Regions from separate parts of the Mus musculus genome. Here all the other regions are linked to region 1. The links are chromatin contacts, found by POLR2A ChIA-PET in ENCODE. All regions are on one chromosome and are shown on one strand. Each heading gives the region's core, a stretch centred on a gene start or an enhancer-like site at or near the end of the contact. The rest is flanking DNA. Distances are from core to core; before and after follow the strand shown. Region 1 holds the start of Coa3 (cytochrome C oxidase assembly factor 3). Region 2 holds the start of Naglu (alpha-N-acetylglucosaminidase (Sanfilippo disease IIIB)). Region 3 holds the start of Tubg1 (tubulin, gamma 1). Region 4 holds the start of Aarsd1 (alanyl-tRNA synthetase domain containing 1).

What was found. ChIA-PET counts read pairs that join two places held with the same protein, here RNA polymerase II (POLR2A).
Region 2: POLR2A ChIA-PET joins it to region 1 with 12 read pairs in embryonic stem cell. The contact joins the promoter of Naglu here to the promoter of Coa3 in region 1. POLR2A ChIA-PET finds 5 or more read pairs at or near these places in 3 of 5 experiments (Patski and embryonic stem cell).
Region 3: POLR2A ChIA-PET joins it to region 1 with 13 read pairs in embryonic stem cell. The contact joins the promoter of Tubg1 here to the promoter of Coa3 in region 1. POLR2A ChIA-PET finds 5 or more read pairs at or near these places in 3 of 5 experiments (Patski and embryonic stem cell).
Region 4: POLR2A ChIA-PET joins it to region 1 with 12 read pairs in Patski. The contact joins the promoter of Aarsd1 here to the promoter of Coa3 in region 1. POLR2A ChIA-PET finds 5 or more read pairs at or near these places in 3 of 5 experiments (Patski and embryonic stem cell).

Annotation. Positions count from the first base shown.
Region 1 is chr11:101,277,321-101,280,344 of GRCm38, forward strand. It overlaps Coa3 (cytochrome C oxidase assembly factor 3), which reads right to left and starts at 1,628. Exons shown (of 2, transcript NM_026618.2): 1 at 1,394-1,628; 2 at 650-1,132. The coding sequence starts at 1,607. The coding sequence ends at 1,020. It overlaps Cntd1 (cyclin N-terminal domain containing 1), which reads left to right and starts at 1,883. Exons shown (of 7, transcript NM_026562.2): 1 at 1,883-2,160. The coding sequence starts at 1,986. It overlaps Wnk4 (WNK lysine deficient protein kinase 4), which reads left to right. Exons shown (of 19, transcript NM_175638.3): 19 at 1-89.
Region 2 is chr11:101,068,675-101,071,698 of GRCm38, forward strand. It overlaps Naglu (alpha-N-acetylglucosaminidase (Sanfilippo disease IIIB)), which reads left to right and starts at 1,420. Exons shown (of 6, transcript NM_013792.2): 1 at 1,420-1,827; 2 at 2,406-2,553. The coding sequence starts at 1,451.
Region 3 is chr11:101,118,556-101,121,579 of GRCm38, forward strand. Tubg1 (tubulin, gamma 1) reads left to right here and starts at 1,562. Exons shown (of 11, transcript NM_134024.3): 1 at 1,562-1,687; 2 at 1,992-2,104; 3 at 2,276-2,443. The coding sequence starts at 1,639. Retreg3 (reticulophagy regulator family member 3) reads right to left here and starts at 1,286. Exons shown (of 9, transcript NM_026501.3): 1 at 986-1,286. The coding sequence starts at 1,224.
Region 4 is chr11:101,415,903-101,418,926 of GRCm38, forward strand. It overlaps Aarsd1 (alanyl-tRNA synthetase domain containing 1), which reads right to left and starts at 1,531. Exons shown (of 12, transcript NM_144829.1): 1 at 1,448-1,531; 2 at 1,201-1,332. The coding sequence starts at 1,486. It overlaps Ptges3l (prostaglandin E synthase 3 like), which reads right to left. Exons shown (of 7, transcript NM_001357574.1): 7 at 2,912-3,024.

The DNA.
Region 1 (3,024 bases), core at 378-2,877:
GAAGGCCAACTTCCAGCTGGGAGAGTGGAGGGGCTGTGCTCCTGCCACCAAAGTCAACAGCAACCAATAAAAATACTGAGGAGAAAGGCTGTGGGTCTGTATCTGTCATGCCTTAGGGACGGGGTGGGGGACAAAGACTTGTGAAGCAGGCAAGAAGGGTGAGGAACTCGAAGCCATTCTCCTCTCACAATGGAAGGCAGGATGGAAGCGGCCCAGCTTTCTGGCTTTTTGCCACCAGGTCATGAGGAAACTACATGACCAAATGATCCAATGGCCAAGGCATGATCCCCTCCAGACCCCACCCTAGGCCTGTATAGGCAGGTACCAGTAAATGTTAAAAGAATGAAGTTACTCCTTGCTCATCCTTCACCTACCAAGCTAGAGACAGGAAAAGGCCCGTGCCATTAAGAGTCTGTTCTTGAAGGCAGAGAACAGAAGAGTGACCTTCTTCTACCCCCTAAGACCTGGGTCAGTCTCAAACAGTCCAGTAATCTCTCCCTTAAATCAGGTGGAAAGATCTCACGGAAAAAGTAATTCTAGTTAAACATTTACAGCTCCCTGGGGCAATGCCACCGCTGCAGCTAGTGCCAGGGAGCTTTCCAGCGTGAAGTGCCATATGTCTCTCTGCCCCCACACACTAGCTTGGCTTCGGGAGACATGACTCATTTTATTACTTTAACTTGACCCTATCTTTCCCACTTTAAGGTTCCAACGCTGCAGTTAAGCCACACCCTCCCCCTTAAGAGTCGGGGCCCCTGGGAGGTGAAGGGGTAAACCACAAAGTTTGGGTAAAGGCAAGGTTGCATACCTCTCAAACAAGGAAATAAAAAGGGCTGAGTAACTGGACAAACTGCACGTGAAGTGAGCAATCCCCCCCTTGGCAGCGGCCAAATGCATAGTCTCTGGCTTCTTGGGCTCAATCACACAGTCCGACGTTAGTGTGCCAGTGATGCTGTAAGACCACCAGGCATCATTCAACATATACAGGGGATCCAGCAGTTTGAAGATGGTCCATACAGTTAGGGTCCCGAAGCTCGCTCTCTCTCAAGAGCACGGGCTCGGGCAGCTTTGGCTTCATCTTCCAGCTCATCAAGGAAACGCTCTTGGGCCACCGAGTAGAAGGTGTAACCATCTGACGGAGTGGGTTCAGGAAACCACAAAGCACATGGGCATTCCTTTCGTCTAGCCACCCTTGCTGTTTTCCCAAATTAATGATTTTGGATTGCCACCCTTTTGCTCCTTTTGAACCCTTAACCAATTGTTATTACTAAGCCAATACGCGCTGCGTATATATAGTAAGATTAGGCATGAACCTCATTTGCCCGCACATTAAAAGCTACACGTCTTGTTCCCTTTTCCCTAACCCCATATGCGGTATAGCCAGGACGGATACAAATAGCTAACACCAGGGCCCCGATGCCCAGGCCGGTCATGATGTTCCGGGTCCGCCGCTGTGGCAGTGTTTTCTGCCACTGGGCAAGTTGCACCTGCCGCATAAACTGCAACTGCGCTGGGGTCAATTTCTCCCGCGACGGGTCGATGCGCTGAGCGAATGGAGCATTTCCATTCTTAGCATTCAGAGGGTCACCAGCTCCAGGGGCCGCCATGTTGCTGCTCCGCCCTAAGCCGTCAAGCCCGGAACTCGCCAGGAATTGTAGTCTTTGACTTCAGCAAGGAACTCTGGGAGCTGTAGTCCACGTGGAGTTTTCTGGGTAGAGGCAGGGTCTCTCCGCCCTAGAGGAGGGACAGGAAAGGTGAAAAGCGCCCTGCTTTCTGATTGGCTGAGCTCTCTGTGTCAGTTGGGGCGCGAAAAGCTGTTGACCGTTCGAAGCCGTGGTGGACATTATGTTTTTTCTCAGATTCGAAGCGAGGGCAAACATATAGAAAGGGAAGGAAGAATCCAAGGTGTGGCAGAAGATTCTGGAAATAAGCTAAGGAGGCCAGTTTATGGATCCCGTAAACTGTCCAAGTACTCCGAAAGACTTATGAATATGGAAGGACCCTTGAGGCCCAGGCTGGTGAACTGTAGTGACTTTCAGTTCGGAGTGGTTACCACAGAGACTATCGAAAACGCCCTGCTTCACTTGGCCCAGCAGAACGAGCAAGCCGTGAAGGAGGCTGCGGGACGGACGGGCAGCTTCAGGGAGACCCGGATCGTGGGTGTGGATGCAGAGTGGGGAGTCAGGTTTACGGGAGGCAGGGGAGCGTTGATCTTTGTTTTTCACTCAAATATTTTGCTAGTACTCTTGTTGTGCGAGGTCGTGGGGCTTATAAGCGATGAACGAGGCTTACTAGCACTCTTTTTTTTATTTCTTAACCCCCACTTCCCTGCACCACTCCCCACGTGCCTTTTTTTATTTTTATTTTTAAAGACAAAGTCTCACTGTGGAGTCATGACCTGGAACACTCTCTGTAGCTTAGGCTGGCCTGGAATTGACAGATGTTCTGACTCCCAGATGCTGGGATTAAAAGCACACGGCATCATGGGGAGTCCCCCCCCTTTTAAAATTAATGTATGTCTGTATGAGGGTATCCAATCACCTGAAACTGAGGTTATAGACAGCTGTGAGCTGCCATATGGGTGCTGGGAATTGAACCCTGGTCCTCTAGAAGGGTAGCCAGTGCTTCTAACTGCTTGAGCCATCTCTCCACCACCAGCCCCCTTTACTCTTCTTTCCATAAACGTGTTTAGAGTGCTTATCATTTACATTGCCTGGTATAGAAAGAGGGAACTGCAATCTAGCCATTGCTCTCAAACTATGTAGTCTTTAGGTGGGAATTGTTAACATATGAGCAAGTGGATACAAATAACGGTTAGAGTGATTGACACAGAGAATACAAGCTACTATGAGAATTTAAAGGAGTGGTAAGATGAGGTCCAGGGATTGAATGATACCATGAATAAAACTTGGGAAAACAAGAGGGAGGCTGGGAGCGGAGGGTTTAGTTGTCCAGGTTGACCAGAGCATATGGAGAAGCAATAGAGAGTAAGGCCAGGAAAGTAGTTTGGAGACATTCCAAGCA
Region 2 (3,024 bases), core at 170-2,669, 210 kb before region 1:
GGAACATCGATTTGTCTATAGTTTGGTCTGAAGTCAAAATTTCTGGTTTCTTTGAAGACTCCTTTGTGTCATGTAATGTTTTTCTAAAAACTGTCTTATGAGAGATGTTTTGGCTAAAGCAGACCCATGAAAAGATGATTTGCTAAGAATAGACACATGATGTTCTTCTAGAGACAGCCTAAAAGGGGGGGGGGTGGATATGATGTTTTACCAGAGCATATACTTGAGAAAACACATGATGTTTCTTTTAAAAAGACATAAATATAGCCCAAGGGACAGTAGACACTGCCAGATGGTGTTGGTTCACCTTGCCATTCTTTGTTGGTTATCATTTGTCATCACTTCATAGAAGGAAACGCACCAGGTAACTTCTAACAGCTTTATGACAATGGGTAAGTCTTTTTTTTTTTTTTTTTTTTTTGAACGTACTGAACACGAGTTTTCCTTTGAAATGCATTAATTTAACAGACCACCAGCTTCCAGCATCCTGGAAGCTAAGAATGTTATCTGAAGCCTGCAACTGATTCCCAGATTCACTATAACCCACTTCTGATGTCTCCACCAATCTATTCAAAAAAGTGTTTTGATATGTGCTCCATTACTATAAAAACTTCAAATTATTTCCACATTGGAACATGGAAACTGGGTTGACCTAAAACTGTTCCAGGGCCATGGTCATTCATATTGGGCTTCAGAATAAGCTCTCAGTCCTTTTGAAGCGAGAGTTGTGGGTTTTGCTGTCAATAGAGGACAATCTCGGGTGTTACCTTCTACCTTAAGATAAGGTCTCTTCCCCATCTGTCACTTTATACATCAGGGCAGCTGTCTCCAGCGCTCATCTCCCGGGAGCACTGGGATTGCAGCCTCCCAATGCTGGGACAGCTTTATGTGGATTCTGCCAATTCAAATGAATGTCCTCAGGTGCAAGCGCTTTATCCACTGAGCTATCTTCTCACCCAGAGAAATCCTTATTTGGTTTCCAGATCTTTAGCCAGAAATGACAACTGAGACTTCTCTAATATAAACAACAGTCTGATACGAAATAAAATCCAAATACACATTTATTAGATGAGGGGTTAGAATATAGCTTAGTGGTAGAGCCAAGTCTTGGCTGGCTTCAATTCTCGTCGCTTAAAAGAGTGGCTAGATATTTGGAAGGGAAGTGACTTGCGGAAGAAAGAGGGCCGAATCTGAAAGGGCTTGGGCATGCGCAGCGTCTCATCGGGCCGAGGATGTTTCATAGGGTCACGCACCCTCCAGCCACGAGCGCGGTCAGCAGACCCTGACCAGTGTCTGAGTCCGGAAACCAGGTTCTCCGGGCGGGTAGCAGGAGCCAACCTTCAGGTCACGTGGCCCGAGGTCGGCAGCCGATTGGATGCTGGCAGCCCTGCCCCGCGGGCCCGGAGCTTGGTATTGGTTGTGAGGGGGCAGCGGCCGCGCGGTTGGCATCATGGAAGCCGCGGGGCTGGCCGTGATTCTGGGGTTCCTACTCCTGGCTGGGGGCTCTGTGGGTGATGAGGCTCGGGAGGCAAAGGCCGTGCGGGAACTGGTGGTCCGGCTACTGGGACCCGGGCCGGCGGCCAATTTCTTGGTGTCCGTGGAGCGCGCGCTGGCGGACGAGTCGGGCCTGGACACCTACAGCCTGAGCGGCGGCGGCGGGGTGCCAGTGCTTGTGCGCGGCTCCACGGGCGTGGCGGCAGCCGCGGGGCTGCACCGCTACCTGCGTGACTTCTGTGGCTGTCAGGTGGCCTGGTCCAGCGCTCAGCTGCACCTGCCGTGGCCGCTGCCCGCTGTGCCCGACGGGCTGACCGAAACCACGCCCAACAGGTATTGATGCTGTGGGTCCCAGACGGCTGGGGCAGCTGCCTGCAGCCTCGGGACAGCCACCGTTGGTGAGGACCAGCACACCTAAGTCGGGGCTGCAGCTACAGACTCGCCTGGAGACTGAGAAGGAAGTGCTGGCTCGGGGATCTGTGCCTTCAAATCTTGGCTCCCCTCTAGCTGTATATTCTTGAGCCAAATCATTTAGCTTCCCAGCCCCCACTGCTGGAAATAATGACAAACTATAGGAACTGTGAGCCCTCTTCATGAGAGAGACCAATTTTGCCTTATGGCACTGACACCCTAAGACACCACAGGATGCACAGCAGGAGCTCTGGGCATGTTGAATAAAAATGAAGTTATGTATTCACAATAGCTACTAGCTAGGGAGGTCTGCGGGAAGTTCCAGCTTCACCCGAGGTGGATTTGGAATGAGCAGGAGAGGAGGCACATTGAAACCTTTGCCCACTGTCCTGTATGCGTACTGTGTTGGGGTTAGTAGCTGCCTCTGGCTGCCTCTGAAGTGTTCCAGAGGGGTGAGTGAGGCATCCCATATGTCCCCAATAATGTGCCCCTACCCGCAGGTACCGCTATTACCAGAATGTGTGCACGCACAGCTACTCCTTCGTGTGGTGGGACTGGGCCCGTTGGGAGCAAGAGATTGACTGGATGGCACTGAATGGCATCAACCTGGCTCTGGCTTGGAATGGCCAGGAGGCCATCTGGCAAAGGGTTTGTGCCAACCTGGCCCCTCACACTCTCCTGCCTGCCTTACATACACCCCTGCCCCTGGGAAACCGAGGCCTTCCAGGGTGGGACAAAGTATCTGGCAGTATATGTCTGTAATCCCAGGACTCAGGTAGAGGCAGGAAGATTCAAGATTGAGTTCCAAGGCAGGAACTCAATCAGGGCAGGTACCTGGAGGCAGGAACTGAAGCAGAGACTTTGGAGCAACACTGCTTGCTTCCTGACTTGGTCAGTCTTTCTTATATACCCAGAACCACCTGCTCAGGGATGGCACAGCCCCCAATAGGCTGAGCCCTTCCATATCAGTCACCAGTCAAGAAAGTGCCCCCACAGGATTGCCTTCAAGCCAATCGGATGGGGGTATTTTGTCAATGGAGGCTGCTTCTTCCCGGATGACCCTAGCTTAAGTAAGGATGACGGGGGGGGGGGGGGGGGGGGGGGAGCCAGAGACTCTCC
Region 3 (3,024 bases), core at 312-2,811, 160 kb before region 1:
CTCCAGCTCCAGGGGGATCTGATGCTTCTAGCCTCTACAAGTACCCACAACTCCTCACGACCACCCCATCTCAGGACCACACCCCTATACACATACACACACACAGGCTTATTCAAAGAGTCTCATCTCTTCTGGTTGTAGAAGCCTCAGTGATATGTCAGTTCCCTTGGAATTTGATCAGTACTATGGTTATTAATAAACCCAAACCATGGTTGGTAGACTCGATGAAGCCCAAACTCCTCCTAGGTGCTCTCATTTTTTCCAGAGAATGAAACACACACTTTAATATAAAGCCACTTGTCCAGTGAAAGAGAACTCAACGGCTCTCAGACAGCCTCAAACTCCTTGAACCACAGCTAAGGTCTAATTTTTGGGGGGAAGCGTTGCAATCCTAAGTGGCTCTGAAACAGATGAAAGATCACCACTGTTTTTTAATTTTTTCCTTCTTAATACATCTACTTTTCTTTCAAGCTGAAACTCCACACAAACTTCACCAACTTGACTGGGTGAGACGGTATCTAACATGCTAATAATCCATGATAACCGGCTCAAGCTTGTTTTCCTCCTCACACCCAGGGATACCCTTCTGCCTCTCCTCCCATCATCGTTAAGTTAAAACCTCTCGGAACCACCACCCTGGGGCAAGCAAGAGAAACGGAGGAAATGGTCTCGAAGTGAAATCACTTTCTCTCGCTAACAAGAGGCACCCCGGCTTACTGCGAGCGACACGGGATGGTACCAGATTCTCTGGCGAGTCGTGGGGGCAAGTGGAGAAGACCAGGAAGGCCCTGCGAGCACCCGGGGTGCCAAAGCCTGGAGGCAGGCGGGATGCTGGGGAAAGTGAAGCATTATCAGGCAAGTATCAGAAGCAGCCAGGGCGACGAAAGAAGGCAGGACAGGGCAGGTGAGAGATCGACACCCCCCCCCCCAGAACAACCTGAGGAATTCCCGCCTAGTAGGGTCAGTGAGGGTCCGGGTGTCTCACCAGAACGCCGCGTTCAGCCCCAGGCACCACAGGGCGCTCCTGGCCGGCCGCTCCCACACCAGGGCTGCCTGCACCCGGCTCAGCAGAGGCTCGTAAGGGCCCAGCACCTCCACCAGGGTCCGCTGCGCCGCCTCAACCTGCTGGTCGCGCTCCCAGGAGCCGGACATAGCTCGGCGGCCCCTGAAAGCCAACCCCGAAGCTGGACCCGGGGCCGCGGCCACCCCTTCAGCCTCCTCCATCTCCCCTTCAGCAGCCACAACATCCGGGGCCACGGCCCGGGAGTCACAATAACACCGACTGCGCAGAAGCACGATTTGGCTGCGGCCGGGCGGAGAAGGGGCGGGGCGGGGCAAGTGCCGGAACGCCCACGCGCGCATGCGCAGACGCTCCGGTGCGCATTCATCAGACGGAAGAGAACACTGCGTCGAAATGCGTTCCCGGCGCTGAGCGCGATTCGGAGCCGCGCACGCGCAACTCGCACGACTGAAGCCCGATGAAGGAGGAAATTTCATCTGCAGAACCCAGCTCCCATTGGAGCGGAGAACGATTAGGGGTGGAGCGCATTGTCTGGCGCCTGCGTCTTGCCGGCGAGCGCGCTAGCGGTCGGCGGTGTTGCTGGCGGGAGAGACTGCAACGCCGATGTCTGAGGAGCGATGCCGAGAGAAATCATCACCCTACAGTTGGGCCAGTGCGGCAATCAGAGTGAGCGAACCTCCCAGACCCTCTGCCTCCCAGGTTCCTTAGGTGCAAGAGGCCCTCGCAATAAGGTCATAGCTTCGGTCTGTCTGCAGAATCCTAGTTCTCCCCCACAAAGGCGATTCCCAACCCTGTGCCCAACTGCCTAAAGCCAATGGACCTTCCCCTGTCCAGTCATTGGCCTAGACACTAGGGAGTCCCAAGGCTAATCTAGATCCCTAGACCCAGGCGTTCAAATCCCCCACTGGCTATTTGGAACCTACCCAGACTCACGTATCTTTTTTCTTCACCTTCCGCCTCCCTCTCTTAGTTGGGTTCGAGTTCTGGAAACAGCTATGTGCCGAGCATGGCATCAGTCCCGAGGGCATCGTAGAAGAGTTCGCCACGGAGGGCACTGACCGAAAGGACGTCTTTTTCTACCAGGTGCTCCCCCAAGTGACTTGACCAGGACCCTGGCGGGACTGGCAGCGCGATCTGGTGCTGGGAAACTCTGAGTGGATGGATGGGAACAGAGTGGCTATCTTGAGGGAGAGCCTGCAGGAGCCAGAGTTGGGAGGCTTCAGGACTTGACCCATCCTGGCTTCCCTCTGACAGGCAGATGATGAGCACTACATCCCCCGGGCTGTGCTGCTGGACCTGGAGCCCCGGGTGATCCATTCCATCCTAAACTCCTCCTATGCTAAGCTCTACAACCCAGAGAACATCTACCTGTCGGAGCATGGCGGAGGAGCTGGCAACAACTGGGCCAGCGGATTCTCCCAGGTCATTTGCTGTTCCCCTGAAGGGCTCTCAACTCTGTGGGTGGGCACAGGCCCTGTGGTTTTTCTACAGATGAAACTAGGTCAGAGATGTTCGAGTGCTGAGTAAGATAGCCATGGCTCCAGGAGCTAACTGGAACGCTAAGGACGCAGTCTAGCTAGTGCTTTGTTGCAGGCCATTTAAATACTTTCTGTGTTATCTTTGTAAACCTCTGACTAACCCTAGAAGTAAGTACCATGGGTTTATGATATTTTATCTACTTCTTCAGACTCAAAACAAAACTCTGAAATCAAAGATATTTCAAACTTCACTTAGCAAAACCAATGCGCAATGGAGAAGGAAGGCTATGTTGATGTATCTCGTTACCTTATTGTCAGCACTCAGGCCTCTCACTGTAGAAATGTCTGATAACACACCTCCAAGCTCCACGGCTGTATCAGTACTGTTTATTTGGCAGGTTCTAGGAATGTGCTAAACATCACATACTAGACAAACTTAGATTGCTGAGCTATGCATCACATCCACAGCCTTGACGTGATCTTTTTGTTAAATATGAATATTTATTTATTTTGAGAAAGTTTCTC
Region 4 (3,024 bases), core at 281-2,780, 140 kb after region 1:
CAGCACTCGGGAGGCAGAGGCAGGCAGATTTCTGAGTTCGAGGCCAGCCTGGTCTACAGAGTAAGTTCTAGGACAGCCAAAGTATACAGAGAAACCCTGTCTCGAAAAAAACAAAACAAAAAAGCAAAAACTGAAGCTTGGCTGGGCGAGGTGGTGCATGCCTTTAATCCCAGCACTTGGGAGGCAGAGGCAGGCGGATTTCTGAGTTCAAGGCCAGCCTGGTCTACAAAGTGAGTTCCAGGACAGCCAGGGCTACACAGAGAAACCCTGTCTCAAAAAAAGAAAAAAAAAAAAAAAAGAAAAAAACAACTGAGGCTTTCCCCTGGTCTACCAAATTCTTCCTTGCCTCCGATCTTGCACAGCTTGCTGGTTTCCTGAATGGAGTCTATACCTTCCTAGACCCTCCAAGGCCCTCTGTTCCGAAGCTCTGTTCCAAATCACTGTTCCAAAGCTCTCTAGCTTGTCCTCAACATGCACAAGCTCCAGCACTATCCCACCGCTTTGTTTACAGTTAGGAAGATTCTTTCAGGCTTCACTGTCCTTGTCTATGCCATCAACCTGGCTGCTAAGAAACTCTCCCAGAGCCCCCACTCTGGGTGGCACTCTCTTCTTCTTCTTTTTTTTTTTTTTGTAAACTGTAGCTAGGCTCTCCATCAAAGCACTCAAAAGGTCTGCTCTGAAAGGCACCGCCCCTCTTCTGAATTCTGGGAGGAGCATCTTAGTGCCTGTAAAATGCTTCGTGTAGATTTCCATCTCAGGGCCTTTGCACAGCTCTTCTACCTGAACTATTTCTTTTGCCCCAGAACCACTAAATAGCTACATTGGCTCATCCCTTCCCTTCACAGACAACTACCAAGCTGTCCAGAAGGCTCTCTACAGAAGAGAGCATCCCACCACTCTTTCCCTTTACCCAGCTTATTTCTAGGGACATTATCATTACTTATACCTGGCATACCGGGCTGTCTGCAACAAGCACTCCACGTGTATTTGGAGGTACTGTCTTGTTCAGTCTCTCTTCAGCGCCTGGAATATGACACACTGCCTGTGTCTTACCTACATAAGCATATGCTGAATGAATAATGCATTGAACTAACGCCCCTGGATTTACTGAGGCTGAGAAAGGGCGAACGCATTTTTCTGCAGGAGCGAACTGGAATGTGGGTTCCGGGGAGGGGGTCCGGCTGAGGCTGCTCCTAATACCTGTCCCCCGCCCTCGGGGAAAAGCAGCGTGTCTTCCAGAACCACATGGAATCCGCTCAACACTTCTTTCTTGCCGCCGCTCGCGTCCGTCTGCAGCTCGGCGGGACTACAGGAGACCACGGTGGTGGTGAACTGCGCAGGGAGAGGGGTGCGAGCATTATCCCTCTTACGCCGAGACTGGAGCCTGCAGCCACCCTCCCTCCCGATGCCCCCCTCGGTCTCAGGACCCTCGCCCACCGGTCCGCACCTCCCGTGCGTAGCTGTCGCGCTGACACAGGAACGCCATCGCGGTCTCCTAGGCCGGAGAGACCCGCGCGCGCAGAAAAGCCGGGCGGCGGACGGAGAGCGATGTGGGACAAATTTTCTTAAGCGTTACCGCGCTCGGCACGAAGGGGTATAGTGTGCCCAAATTTACTAAAACTGCCAACTGTAGGTGTTCTATGCTGTTTTGCCACCGTTTTGAGTCTGGAAGACCACAAAACTAAATACACAACTGGAGCTAAGACGTTCTTCAGCTCTTGGGGCCTTGTGATTTGGCCAGCAGAGGCCCTGTGGCATAAAGGTGGAAATGAGAGGGGCTGGACATACACAAGACACATATGTTAATATTTTACTTAAAACCAATACCCATAATATTTCATCATGTAACTTTTTTAAACTGAAGGGAAGAAATTTAACTCAGAAACCTATGATTTATGATAATTTCTATTTTTGGATGGTGGTGGTGTTTTGAGAGAGGGTTTCACTGTGTAACGTCCTGGCTGTCTTGGAACTTGCATTGTAGACCAAGCTGGCCTCGAACTTAAAGATATCCTCCTGCCTCTACCTTCAAAGTGCTGGGATTGAAGGCATTCATCACGACTGCCCAGCAATAATAGGCTAAGTGGATTTTTTTAAAAGATTTATTTTTATTTTATGTATATGAGTACACTGTAGCTGTACTCATGAGCCTTCATGTGGTTGTTGGGAGTTGATTTTTTGGTTTTTTGTTTTTTTTGGTTTTTTGAGACAGGGTTTCTCTGTATAGCCCTGGCTGTCCTGACTCACTCTGTAGACCAGGCTGGCCTCGAACTCAGAAATCCGCCTGCCTCTGCCTCCCAAGTGCTGGGATTAAAGGCCTATGTCACCACTGCCTGGTGGGAGTTGAATTTTTAGGACCTCTGCGCACTCAGCTTAACCCTATAAATAAGTAGACTGTAGTTGTCTTCAGACACTCCAGAAGAGGACATCAGATCTCATTAGAAATGATTGTGAGCCACCATGTGGTTGCTGGAATTTGAACTCAAGACCTTTGGAAAAGCAGTCAGTGTTCTTCTTAGCCGCTGAACCATCTCGCCAGCCCCGATAATTTGGATTTTTTTTTTTTTTTTTTTTGGTTTTTCGAGACAGGGCGTGTGTGCCACCACGCCCGGCGATAATTTGGATTTTTTAAATATTATTTTTACTTATGTGTACACCAAGTTACAGGTGGTTGTGAGCCACCTGGTATGGGCACTGAGGACCAAACTCTCATTTTCTAAAAACAAACAAACAAACAAACAAACAAAACACTTCACACTCTGGTACAGGAAGCTAAAGGGCCAGGCGTGACAGGGACCTCTGTGGGTGAGCGGTCTCTGTAACACCTTCCCACTGCAAAGTGGCCACAAGCTCTGCAGAGAGAAGGGGCTTTCCACAGAGAGGGGAGAATACAGGAAGGGAAGGGAAGGATCATTCCTAGAATTTATTATAATCTCTTTCTTCTTTGGCCTTTGCTTTGCCACATTTGAACACATGTCCCAACACCCAATCATCCCAAGCACAGATTCTAAGTCGAGTCAGTGG